Regions from separate parts of the Homo sapiens genome. Here region 2 is linked to region 1. The links are chromatin contacts, found by Hi-C in ENCODE. All regions are on one chromosome and are shown on one strand. The core of a region is the stretch at or near the end of the contact, and the rest is flanking DNA. Distances in the headings are between cores, read along the strand shown. Region 1 holds the start of LINC02874 (long intergenic non-protein coding RNA 2874). Region 2 overlaps SMIM41 (small integral membrane protein 41).

Region 1 (6,090 bases), core at 1,444-3,943:
GACAATGGACCCCTGCTCAAGAGTCAGAGGTGTGGGAAAGAGGGTTAAAATAGGAATTTCCACTCCTCAGATGTTCTCCAAAGCCTGGTGGAAAGCACATCTGGGTCCTCACTGGTGACTGCTATGATCTAGATAAAGAATAGAGGCTCTCAAGAAATCAGAGATGGGCTCTGGGCTGGCAAGCTAGATCCAGGAGCTCTCATGGAGGTGATGGGGTCCCCAGGCTGGGCAAGCTCTAGGGCTGGAGGTTCTGCCCCCAGCAGTAGTGGCAAAAGCAGCTGTGAAGGCAATGCCTTCGGGAGCTTGCTGGCCCTTTTCAGGCTGTGCTATCTGAAAAGCATCTACGCATCGTACAGCCCATGTCAACAACATTTCGGCCCACAGAGCTGGAATGCTTCATTCAGCCCCAGGGCCTTATCTTCTGAGATCCAGTTACTAGCAACAAGCATCATGATAAGGTGGCAGCCAGGCGCCTGTCTGATCCTGCCTGGGTCCGGCATCTGACCCCAGTATGACCTCCCTCCTCTCCCACCTGGGCCTGACTCATGCTTCCAGAACAGGAACTCGAGGATCCCTGCTGCCCAGCCATAGCTGACTCATGGCTGGTCCAGGGGTTGCTCTGGAAGGGGCTCAGGACAGCTGTCAGCTCTCAGGAAGGAGACACCTGTCATTTCCTGAGCACCTACCATGTGCCAGGCACCAGGCACACCTCTGAATTTCATTGGTATAATTAACTTGAAGGGGATTTCTGATCTTTCGTAGAAAGGAGAAAAATGAGGATCAGGCAGAAGTGAATTCAAAGGCCAATCTCTTAGCACCGAGCACAGCCATCCACTCACCCTCAGTGCACTCCCTGGGGCCAGCCACCACCACCCCTGGGAACCACTGTTTCTTTTCTAAAATTTAAAAAAAAGAGAGAGAGAGATTGGGCCAGGCGCAGTGGCTCACACCTGTAATCCCAACACTTTGGGAGGCCAAGGCAGGCGGATCACTTGAGGTCAGGAGTTGGAGACCAGCCTGGCCAACATGGTGAAACCCCATTCCTACTAAAAAATACAAAAAATCAGCTGGGTGTGGTGGCACAATCCTATAATCCCAGCTACTTGGGAGGCTGAGGCATGAGAATCGCTTGAATCTGGGAGGCAGAGATTGCAGTGAGCCGAGATCGTGCCACTGCACTCCAGCCTGGGCGACAGACTGAGACTCTGTCTCAAAAAAAAAATACAGAGAGAGGGTCTCACTATGTTGCCAAGGCTGGTCTCCAACTCCTGGACTCAAGCAATCTTCCTGCCTCAACTTCCCAAAGCTCTAGGATTACAGGTGTGAGCCACCTCACCCAGCCTCACCGTTTCTTCATTCATTCCTCCATCCCACATTTATCAACGGCTTCCTCTCCTCTGCTTCATGGCCAGTCAGTCCCAGAGGGCAGACTTTGGGAAGCCCACCAGCTCTCCTGAAGGAGTCAGGCTTGCCTGGGAAAGGGGGCACTTGCACCCCAAGTCCACCAAGGCAGAGACAGGTATCCCTACTCCCTGCAACCCTCTCTCAGCCAGCGGGTGGGGCTAGCGTGGCCTCCATGGCTGCAGAGGGGTCTCTGGCCTGGACTGCAGCATGGTCTTGGCAGCACACTCCTGCACCCAGTAGGTGCTTCGGGAGGCATCCTTGCTGTCCCCTGGCATCAGCCCTGCAGTGGGTGAGCAGGTGAGGTGGCAGGAGCAAGGAGATCACCTCTCATTCCTGTGGTTTCAGGTGCCTGGCTGATGTCAGGCCTGAGTGATGTGGCAGTGGGGGCAGGGGGTCACTGTGTCTGGGGCCTGAATGGGGGCTGAGGCTTTTCCTTAAAAGTTCATAAATCACTAAATATGTCCCCTTTCAGCACAGCCACACCCTGGGCCTGTGAGGATGCATCTCCTCATGCAGACACAGACAGCTTTCCTCAGGCCCTGCTCACTGCTCACATGTGCCTTTATGGTGCCACAGGGATATGGTCTCATATCCCTCACACGTGCAGTGAATACACACATGTGCACATAACTCACACAGGCAGATAGTCCCTCTTGGGCACACAGGTGCATGCTACAAGCAGCCTTGTGTAAGTGCCCACAGCCCCCTCCCACCTCACACATGTCCACGTGGCTTCATGCTATTCCGGTGCCCACTGGTGTCCCCAGGCACAGAGAAGCACACACTTGGCAGGGCACTTAAGCTTCTCCAAGCACTCAGGGAAACACATGACTTTGTGCTATCGCACATGCTCCCAAATGTACACACTCACAAATATGCAAAGTCTGCAGGAGCCTGAATTCCATCACACACCTGCACAGTCATGTGCACTCAGCACTCACACATACACTGCGGTTCCCAGGGGTGGTGCTCACTCAAGGCAGAAGGTACACACTCAAATCATGCACACACACCAGATGCGCACGTGCATGCATGAACAACAGACTATGCCCAGGTGTCCACACAGCATTCGCACGTTCATGCCCACCAGTAGACTTGTAAGCGGGACCTTCAGGACATCAGGAACGAGAGTACAGCAGGGAGGGAACTGCAGCTGGCAGGATGCTGCAATCCCCAGCCTCACCTCTGGGAGCCGCTGTCGGGTCTGCAGCCAAGCCCTTGGCTTGGAAGGGCAGGAGCCTGCCTGAGGCACAATCCCACTGGCCTGAGCCAGCAGGTGGCACAGCTCAGGCTGGACCCAGCCAGCCTCAAGGAGGGAAGAGAGGGACATCATGGTGGCGCTGGACTCCCTGCAGGGTATGGGATGAACTCTGCTGCTCAGATGGGCAGGGGCTGCAAGAAGGAAGAATGGGCAGCTTGAACTCAGGGAGGCGGGTCTGTGGTGGGGCAAGTGGATGGAATAGAACTGGAGGGTGGAGGAGGAGATGGGAAATGGAAGGGCAGGGGGTTAAGGAAGAAATAAAGGAGGCAGAGGGAAGGACTGCGGGGAGGGAGACGAAAAGGTTGAGGATAGGAGGGGAGTGAGAGAGAAGAGAAGCAGAGAAGAAAAAGTGAGGAGAGAAGAGGGGCCAGACCGGGACAGAGCAGTGCAGGGCTGTGAGGAAGGAGGTAGAGGGATGGGCACGCCCTGCACCACCAGCCACCTAGCCTCCCTGTCCTGCCAGCTCCATACCCCGTCAGGAAAGACAGGCCAGGGCTCTGCTGCCCTGTGCCTCCTCCCTTCTCCAGACCCAGGATGTCGGCATCCCTGGATTTTGAGATCCAAAAGGCAGGGCTCAACTTACCCCACATGGAAGACAGTGACTCACACAGATGAGCCTGCTAGAGCACCTTTTCCAGGAGCAGAGACCCACAAGGGTGGACGGGGGCTTGCTTTCCCCTCTCCTGGGGCTGGCAGGAACACCCCACTCTTACCCCAACTCACAGTGATCGCCGGAGGGTGGTGCACTCTGCTCCAGCACCTGCCACCTGCCTAACACGCACTTGGGGACAGCTTCCAATAGGATGCAAGTGGCAGACAAAGGTACCCCAGGAGGGCAGGTGGGGGAGGGTGAGAAGCACTGGGGAATGGGCACCCCTCATCTCCCACAGGCTCAGCGGCTCCCTCAGGACAAGGAGAAAGCTGGGAACCCTAAGACAGAACTGGAGGTTCTCGTTGCCTAAATCTCTCCTGGCTTGCTGCACATGGAACCCATTTCTTCCCATTCAGGGCTCTGCAGAGGCAGAAGATGAACAGTAAGATGCAAAGATCTGGCAACCTTCAGAGCTGGGTGAGTCCTGGGGTCCTCACCCCATTACGCCTAAGCTACAACCCCATATTCCCTGTCCTCCCAGCCCTGGGGGCCCTGGTCCCACTACGCAGGGGTGGCTCAAAAGCCCAATGAGCTGGAAGGGTCTGAGAGAGCACCCCATGTCACAGGGGAGGTGAGGCAGCCTTGGACCTGGGATCTTGTTTGCGGCTCTTTATCATGGACACACTCCTAGAACTCCCCAGTCCCTCCACCTCCTCCTGAAGTACTCCAAGAGCTGGTCAACACCGAGAGCCCACCTCAGGCTGTGGCACGGCTCTTGGTGGGGCCTGGTGGGTCATGGGCTTGCCTCTCCCATAACTCAGGGCCCAGTTGGAGACACCGTGACTGTTCACTAATCAGACACCTGAGTGTGTAGGAGAAAGGCCTTGCCCACTCTATTCTTCAGATGAGAACACTGAGGCTCGGCGAGGCGACAAGTCTTTCTGAGGGCCAGTGGAGCAGACCAGCCTGGGAGGCCTAAGGGAAGTGCTGGCAGAGCTGAAGCCGCGGTTCCCCTGCCTGGTCTTGCAGTCCAGCCCTCCACCTCACCCTTCCCCCTCCCTCAGCCCTGCCCTGGGCTCCAAACTCCGACCTGATGGAGTCCCCACACCCTCTCACCTGGGCAGGCCCACCTCAGACTGCCTGCTCTAGACCCACACACCCCATCCCCTCCTCCCTCTGCAGGAGCATGCCCCTGCCATCACTCCCTTGCTCCATGAAACCCAAAGGCAGACCCCTCGCAATCCTCCCCATTCCCATAGCACTGCAGCCCCTGCATCTGACCACATCCCTTCCTGCTTAAAACTCTTCAACAGCTCCCAGCTTCCCTTGGAACAGAAAGCTCACTCCTCATGTCAGCATTCAAGAGCCCCGCATACTTTTCTGGCTTCATCTCCAGCCACTGTCACCCCCTACCATCACCTCCACACGACCCTCTTAACACCCTGGTCTGCTTTCCAAACACACAACTGCTTGCATGTCCCTGGCTCAGCCTACAGGGCCAGCTATGTCTCACCCTTACAAAACTTCACACGGCCATTCTAGAGAGGCCAAGTGCACCCCTCAGGGCTCCCGTAGCCCCCAGGCTTCCTCCCTTCCTGGTGCGTATCCTCTGTGTGCTTGTCTGAATCCTCCTCTAAACTGTAACCTCTCTGCAGGCAGGGGCCCAGCCAACCTTGCCAAATGATTGTCCTCTGCACCCAGCACACCCGTGAACCCCTAGTAGGTGTTAAAGAAACACTGTCTAACATTAGGCTCTAATTATTTCATTGATAGTGTGGTCTGGCTCCCCCCTCCATCCGCATGGGCCAAGGAGACACTCAGCCGGGGGTGGGGAAGCTGTCAGTCAAGTTCCCCTCAGCTCCCACCTCCATGCTCCCTCTCTGGGGGACGGGCCTGCCCCCACCATGGGGTTCCGGAGCAGTGGTAGGCCCACCACAGTGCCTGAGGCCCCAGGGACTGTCCCTGGGAGAAATGGCTTAACATCTTGTCAACACCAACCTCCCCAAGCTCCTTAATCACTTCAGACACTACACAGCTGATGGGTGAGCAAGAGGACCTGAGACCTCCCCCATCCCCTCTCCACCTGCCTACAGGTCCCTGGGGCCTCTGCAGAACCACCCAGAAGCCCCAAATTGTGACATCACCAGTTCAACAGCCTTCCCCACTCCCATCACTTCCTGAAACAGCCAGAGCGAGAAGATGATGCATGTGAGCCCTGCCCTTGGGAAGCTTCCAGGTTGGGAAATGAGGAATGAGCCTGACACCCAGGGCCCAGAGAGACCCAGGACAGAGGCAGGTCAGGAGGCAGACACGCGCTGCTGGGTAATGACGACAGCACCAGTAATCACGGCTACTCCTTGTTAAGTACTTACTAAGTGCAAGACTCCAAGCTAAGCAATTAATAGACCTTTTCTTGTTTAATCCTTACCACAATTCCATAGGGTGAGTATAATCCTTATTTTATAGATTGAAAAAGGAGGCTCAGAGAGATCTAGCAATGTGTGCAGCATCACACAGCTAGTCAGTGGTAGAGCTGGAATTTCAATCCAGATCTGCCAGCTGCAAAGCCGGTGCCCTTTCTACCCCACTTCAAGCTCTAGGTAGGGGTTTGTTACTTCCCTTCCAAAAAGCCTCATGGAAGCCCCATTACCAATAACATAAGCCCCCCACAGCTGAGGCTCCCCCAGTTTGACCCCTGCCTGCCTTCTCACCACTGCTCCCAACACACCACCATCACACCTTAGATTTTAACACTGCCCTTAGATTTTAACACTGCCGTTTTTGAAGTTTACCCCTCTGAGTCTTGGCTTCTGCTATTTACTCAGGCTCAAAA
Region 2 (6,090 bases), core at 2,419-4,918, 120 kb after region 1:
GCAAAGGAAATGCATCTGAAGTGGCATGGTTTGGTTTGGTTTTGTTTTTTTCTAAAATTGTTCTACTCTTCCAAAGGGAAGGTTTTAGAATGTTTCCCAAAGCATGAATGTTGGAATGGTGGTCCCATGAGATGCTCCTCTAAAAAAAGAAGGAGGTGAAAGAATTATTTGGCCAAATCTGCTTTGAAATCCTCTCCCTTTTAGATTCATCCTAATATTGGCATAGGAATGCCTCTTTAAAGAACTACAATAAAGAAGCCTGTTTATCTTTGCTTAACACAGAATCCTCAAGTTATTAACCACCCTTTTTTCAAGTAACACCCATAAAAGTCCCTTGGCGCTAGAGGACCTTGGAACCCACTGAAAGAAACACCGCCTTGGTCTCTGGGGGAGGAGAAGTGGGACATAACTCCCTGCTTTCTGACAAATGGTTTTGAAATATTCATCATTTCTCTCAAATGACAAAGGATGAAATATTGTTTCTACTTTTAATTCATTTCCCCTACAATTCTTGTAACGTTTGGTTTGTAACAAAGACATTTTAAACAAAAAGATACATTCAAAATTGGGAACCAGCAGGCAGCAAAGGGTTCCATTCACCAGCCACCTGTGCCTTTGAAGTGGTTGAGTCTGTTCCCAATGTTTTCATAGCCTTTGGAACGCCCTCCCAGGTACAAGAGCATGCCGTTCAAATTTTCAACCAATTACGTGGCCGTGTCACTCTCCACTCCGCCTGCACGCTGGGAGAAAACGCAAATCCATGAAGGTGGTATTTAAAGAATTGACAGCCTTGAAAACATTTTGGAATTATTTGATTTCCTCACAAAACTTCATTATTGCTAAATCCAAAAGATGAGCCTGACAATATCTGTAAGTCTACCAACTGCCCTCCTTAAACTTTGTTGTTAACACTTCCCTAAATCTTCTGTTCACGCCAGCAGCATATCATATGACCAACTCCAATGTGCCTCCGTTAGATTCTGGGACATTTCTGGGAGTTCATACATTTTTGTTTGAGAAAGTTAAGGAGCTATCATACATCTACAGTTCCGCCCTCCTCCCCACTCTATGATCAAAGGAAAAATTTAAGGGGCAGTTCCACTTGTTCAATAACGTTCAATAACATATTTCTCCATGGTCCTCCATGTGCAGTGCAAAACAGCAGAAATCCCCATCCTAACAGAGCTGGCATTTGAGCAGATGGCTCGGGCAGGGAAGTTCCCAGCGAATATAGTGGCTCTTATCATGCAAACCGGTCCAAGAAGCAGACACATCCACCTTGAGCCAGATTTATTTGCAAGGAATGGGTTCAAAGTCATGAAAAGAGGAGAGTTCACATAGACTCAATTTCAACAAAAAGTAGCTCTCATAGGGGTGAATGGGTTTAGGTTGCTCAAGAAGAGAGAGATTCCAAAGATGGAGCTTGAGTTGAAGCCCCCAGGAGCTCCCCCTGCAGAAAGAGCAGAGGCTCAGGCTGAGGACAGCTCCCTGAATGGCCACCTGAAACCTGAAACCCGTGATGGGAACGCAGAGGGGACCATGGAGCAAAAACGCCAGGGAACTCTATATGGTGGAAAGGAGATAGCCAGATGTGGTGGCACACCCCTGTAGTCCCAGCTACTGGGGAGGCTGAGATAGGAGGATCACTTGAGCCCAGGAGTTTGAGACTAGAATGAGCCATGATTGTGCCACTGCACTCCAGCCTGGTGAAAGAGTGATACCCTGTTTTCATAAGAAAAAAATAACAAAAACAAAAACAAGAAAGGAGAGAGTTGGCTAAGCTTTATCACCTTTGTGGGTTTGGAACCCTTACTTGATCCTTCACTAAAGTACTTCTTGGGCATCCAGTGAGGTTCAGTGTGTATTGAGAGGATGGTGAGGATGGCAGCCAGGCGTGGGATCTGTATTCAAGAAGAAGCTGCCCCACTCGCTGGCCATCTATGGATTTCCAGCCAACAAGCATTTCCAACCACCTATGGATTTCCAACAACTGAGAACTCATGAGACTGGCTGCCCAGTCTTTCCTCTCTGCCAGAGCATGAAGAGGCCTCCATCATTTCAGGTTGATGCTCTGGTTCGAGCAGAGCACACTCTTCAGTGGCTTCCTGAGAAAATGTGCAAGACAAGTCCATTTTCTGGCTCTCCATAGAAGACCCACTTCACCTGCAGCCTCTCTGTGTTCTCATCGGTACTCCCTGCTCACTCACCGCAGCCGCAGCTCCCTGGGCCTCCCCATGGTTCCCCGACCACAGCAGGTGCGCTCCTTCCTCTGGGTCTCAGCACTTGTTCCGTGGCCTGGAGTGCTTCCCCCCCGCCCCCTCCCCACTCTCTCTATTGCCCATTCTCATTCAGGTCTTTGCTCTAATAACACTTTCTTGGCCGGGCACAGTGGCTCACACCTGTAATCCCAACACTTTGGGAGGCTGAGGCAGATGGGTCACTTGAGTTCAGGAGTTCGAGACCAGCCTGACTCAGCCTGCCCAACATGGTGAAACTCCGTCTCTACCAAAAATATAAAAAATTAGCCAGGTGTGGTGGTTGCGTGCCTGTAATCCCAGCTACTCAGGAGGCTGAGGCAGGAGAATCGCTTGAACCCGGGAGGTGGAGGTTGTAGTGAGCCAAGATCACACCATCACACTTCAGCCTTGGCAACAGAGCAATTCTCTGTCTCAAAAATAAACAAACAAACAAACAAACAAACAACACCTTCTTGGCAACACTTCCTGATGATTCCATTTAAAATTCCAGCCTTTCCCCTGCTCTCTCCATGCACCCTCCCTGCTTTGCTTTGCTCCATAGGTTGAACTGTGTCCCCCCCAAAAAAGACGTGCTAAAGTTCTAACCCTGAGTACTTCAGGATGTGACCTTATTTGGAAGTAGGATCATTGCAGATGTAATTAGTTAAATTAAGACGAGGTCATACTGAACTGGGGTGGGCCCCCAAATCCAAAAGGACTGGTGTCTTCATAAGAAATTTGGAGACAGAGACGCGGGAAGAACACCATGTGATGGGACAGAGCTGGGCTGTGCAGCTGCAAGCCAAGGGACACCAGATATTGCCGGCCACCACCACCGGTCACCACCGGAAGCGAGGCGGAGGCAAGGACGGATTCTCCTGCAGGTTTTTGTTTTGTTTTGTTTTGTTTTGTTTTGTTTTGTTTTTTTGAAGGCGGGGGTCTTGCTCTGTTGCCCGGGTTGGAGTGCATGGCACAATCATGGCTCACTGCAGCCTCAACCTTCCAGGCTCAAGTAAGTCTCTTGTCTCAGCCTCCAGAGTAGCTGGCATGCACCACCATGCCCGGCTAATTTTTTAATGTTTTTGTAGAGATGGGGAAGGGGGTCTCACTGTGTTGCCCAGGCTGGTCTTCAATTCCTGCACTCAAGTGATCCTCCTACCTCAACCTTCCAAAGTGCTGGGATTATGGGTGTGAGCCGCCCCACCCGACCCCCCTACAGGTTTCAGAGGGAGCATGGCCCTGCCAGCACCTGGGTTTCCTACTTCTGGCCTCCAGAACTATCAGAGAATAAATGTCTGCTGTTTCAAGCCACCCAGCTTGTGGTATTTGTTATGGCAGCCCCAGGAGCTAATACACCATCTGACAGGCTCTATTTTTAAATTGTGTACTTTATCATCTGTCTCACATCACAAGAAAGCAGGCAGCACAGGGGCAGGGAATTCCACCGGTTTTGTTCCCTTGGTGCCTGGAGCAGTGCCTGGCACACAGTACAAGCTTTACAAGCAGCGGCGGCTGGATGAGTGAGGGGTGAATGGTTGGAGCCTAGCACTCCTCCACGGCCACTGAAGACTCGGTGCCTGGCAGAGGGGTGGGCACAGCATCCTCAAAGGCCCAGAAGACTGGAGATGGTGGAGCACGTGAGGGACAGTAGTGAGAGACACAGGAGCAGGGAATCAAGAGGGCAGCAGTTTGGGGGGCCACAGGAAGATGCCATCCTATGAGCAGTGGACACCACATTGAGGGAGTGTGAAACAGGGACCAGACAGTGTGGCCAGACAGAACGCGCCTCTGCTGAAGACGACTCTGACAACAGTGTGGAGGATGGGTGGGCTGAGAAGCCCCAAGGGACACAGGGACCAGGTGCAAGGCGAGGTGGCGGCCGGGGACATGAAACAAAGCTTTCCGTCAGGCAGAAGGGACCATATTTGGTGACGCACTGGCTGTGGAGGGGAATCGGGGACAGCTGCTGGGGTGGAGAAACCATCCTCTAAGATGCAGAACCTGCCAGGGAGACGGCTCCCGAGGGAAGAACCTGGCTGTGGGTGTGCTCTGGCACCTTCCACAGTCCTTCCCCATCCGCACTAGCCTCTTGGTGTCCCTTCAGACATGCCAGGCTCATTCCCACCCCAGGAGCTTCCCGCCCCTCTGGCAGGAATACTGTGCCCCAGATCTTCCCTGGCTGAAGTCACCTCACAGGCCAGGTCTCAGCTCAAGTGTCACCTCCTTGGAGAGGCTTTCCCTGGCCACCTTCACGAAAGTCTCCCACAGGTTTCCATCCCGTCACTCTGCTGTCTTTCCATTGCAGCACAATCACTCTCTGCAGGCACCTCATGCATTTGCTTACAGGTACACTGAAGGGCCCTTCCCACCAGCAAGTGCGCAGGCTCTGTGGGACAGCGACCCCTCTGTCTCATGTACAACACATTCTCCAGTGCCTGGGACAGTAGCTGCTCAATAAATCTCTGTAGAATGGGTGGGCAGATTAACATGGCATTCAGGGGCCAAGTTAGGCTGGAGCTGCTGATTTCAGAGCCACGGGCCGAGAGGTGGCGATTTTCATCCAGGGAAGGGCAGGGAGCCCAGGGGAAGATCTAGGAGAGAGCCCAGAGGAACTTGGTGTTGGGACAGGAAAGAGGAAACCCTGGTACAAGACTCTCAAGGAGAGACTGGAGATGCCCCAAGGGCAGGCCTAGGAGCTGAGGGAGTCTGGATTCAACCCAGCAGGCGCTCCAGAGCCCCAGCGCCCAGACACTAAGGTGCCCTTCATCTCATTTGAGTGTTGCCAAGTGGGCATGATCACTATCTCATTTTCCTAAGGATGGAGAGGATTTAACTCACACAGCAAGTGGCAGACTCGGGGGGAAGCCCCAGCAGTGTTCTTCTGGAATCCAAAGTCTCATCCTTTCCTGTTGATGGCACCGAGCTTCTTCGGGAACTGCCACAGGAGCAGGAGGAGATCTGTGAGAAGGGGTCAGCCACAGCAGATGTGGCCAGGAGAGCAGCCGCTGGAGCAACCACCCAGGGGATCTGACGACCTGGCTGTCAGCTTAGCCGGGTGGAGGCCAGGCTGGAGGCCAGGCTGAAGAGGATGGAGACATAAACAGGAGGCAAGGAAGTGGGGACGGCAAGCGTGGGTAACTTTGGAGAAGTTTGGCTGTAAAGGCAAGTGAGACATAGGATAGTAACCGGAGGCGGCAGTGGGTGCAAAGAGCGCTATTTTAAGGTGGCAGAAACCGGAGTATGCTTGGACGTGACAGCCAGCAGAGGAGCAACTGAAGAATCGAGTTAAGGAGGAAGCGGGGTGGCTCAGCACCGGGGTGGAGGGGCTGCAGAGGCGGAGGCCCGGCCCTCCTCTGGCCACTTATTTTCCATGGGAAGTAGGAGGAGGAGAGGGCACCTGAGCAGAGTTGGGAGGTGGGAGGGACAGGTTTGAAAGAGCAGGGAAGGCTTGCAGTAATGCAGCAGGAGAGAGAGCTGGCTGCAGCGAGGGCCAGGCAGTGGGACCCCGTGACCATTCTCAGTGCCATCAGTCTGCTCAAGGGTGTGATGTTCTTTGGGGGCACCCAGCAGCCTGGGTAAAAGTTCAAAGGACAGAGAGTTGAAGTCATCCAGGCATGAGGTTTCACTGGGATGGTTCTGTGGATGGAGTGAAGTTAGGACATGGGCAAGACAGTGACTGAGGTAATGAGCCAAGCAATCTACACTGGAAGTGGGGCAGCCGGAATAGGCTGAGGGTCCGGGAGGAAGCAGAGGTAAAAGAGGTCAAGGGACCAGAGTGACAATGTCAGAGTGAGCAGGTTGAAAGAGTAGAAGGCATGGCCATAAAGCACAGCCTCTCAAGGAGGGATTCCAG

The links. Hi-C counts contacts between places; a loop is a spot of excess contacts on that map.
Region 2: a map of endothelial cell of hepatic sinusoid shows a loop between it and region 1 (7-fold over the local background). The contact joins the enhancer-like site here to the promoter of LINC02874 in region 1. A Hi-C loop is called at or near these places in 1 of 168 maps with a recorded cell type or tissue (endothelial cell of hepatic sinusoid).

What each region holds. Positions count from the first base shown.
Region 1 is chr12:52,210,186-52,216,275 of GRCh38, reverse strand. It overlaps LINC02874 (long intergenic non-protein coding RNA 2874), which reads left to right and starts at 2,693. Exons shown (of 3, transcript NR_164133.1): 1 at 2,693-2,760; 2 at 3,674-3,734. LINC00592 (long intergenic non-protein coding RNA 592) reads right to left here and starts at 5,346. Exons shown (of 5, transcript NR_027358.2): 1 at 5,256-5,346; 2 at 4,120-4,232; 3 at 3,249-3,677. RefSeq lists an enhancer at 2,268-2,829.
Region 2 is chr12:52,086,670-52,092,759 of GRCh38, reverse strand. The region is part of intron 2 of SMIM41 (small integral membrane protein 41); the gene reads right to left. SMIM41-AS1 (SMIM41 antisense RNA 1) reads left to right here. Exons shown (of 4, transcript XR_007063312.1): 4 at 1-3,548. It also overlaps the pseudogene OR7E47P. Among named protein-coding and RNA genes, the nearest start is that of SMIM41, 10 kb to the right of the region's middle. Within about 2 kb of position 3,668, at least 3 of the 41 ENCODE cell types and tissues checked have a DNase peak (open chromatin) inside an H3K27ac peak, as active enhancers do.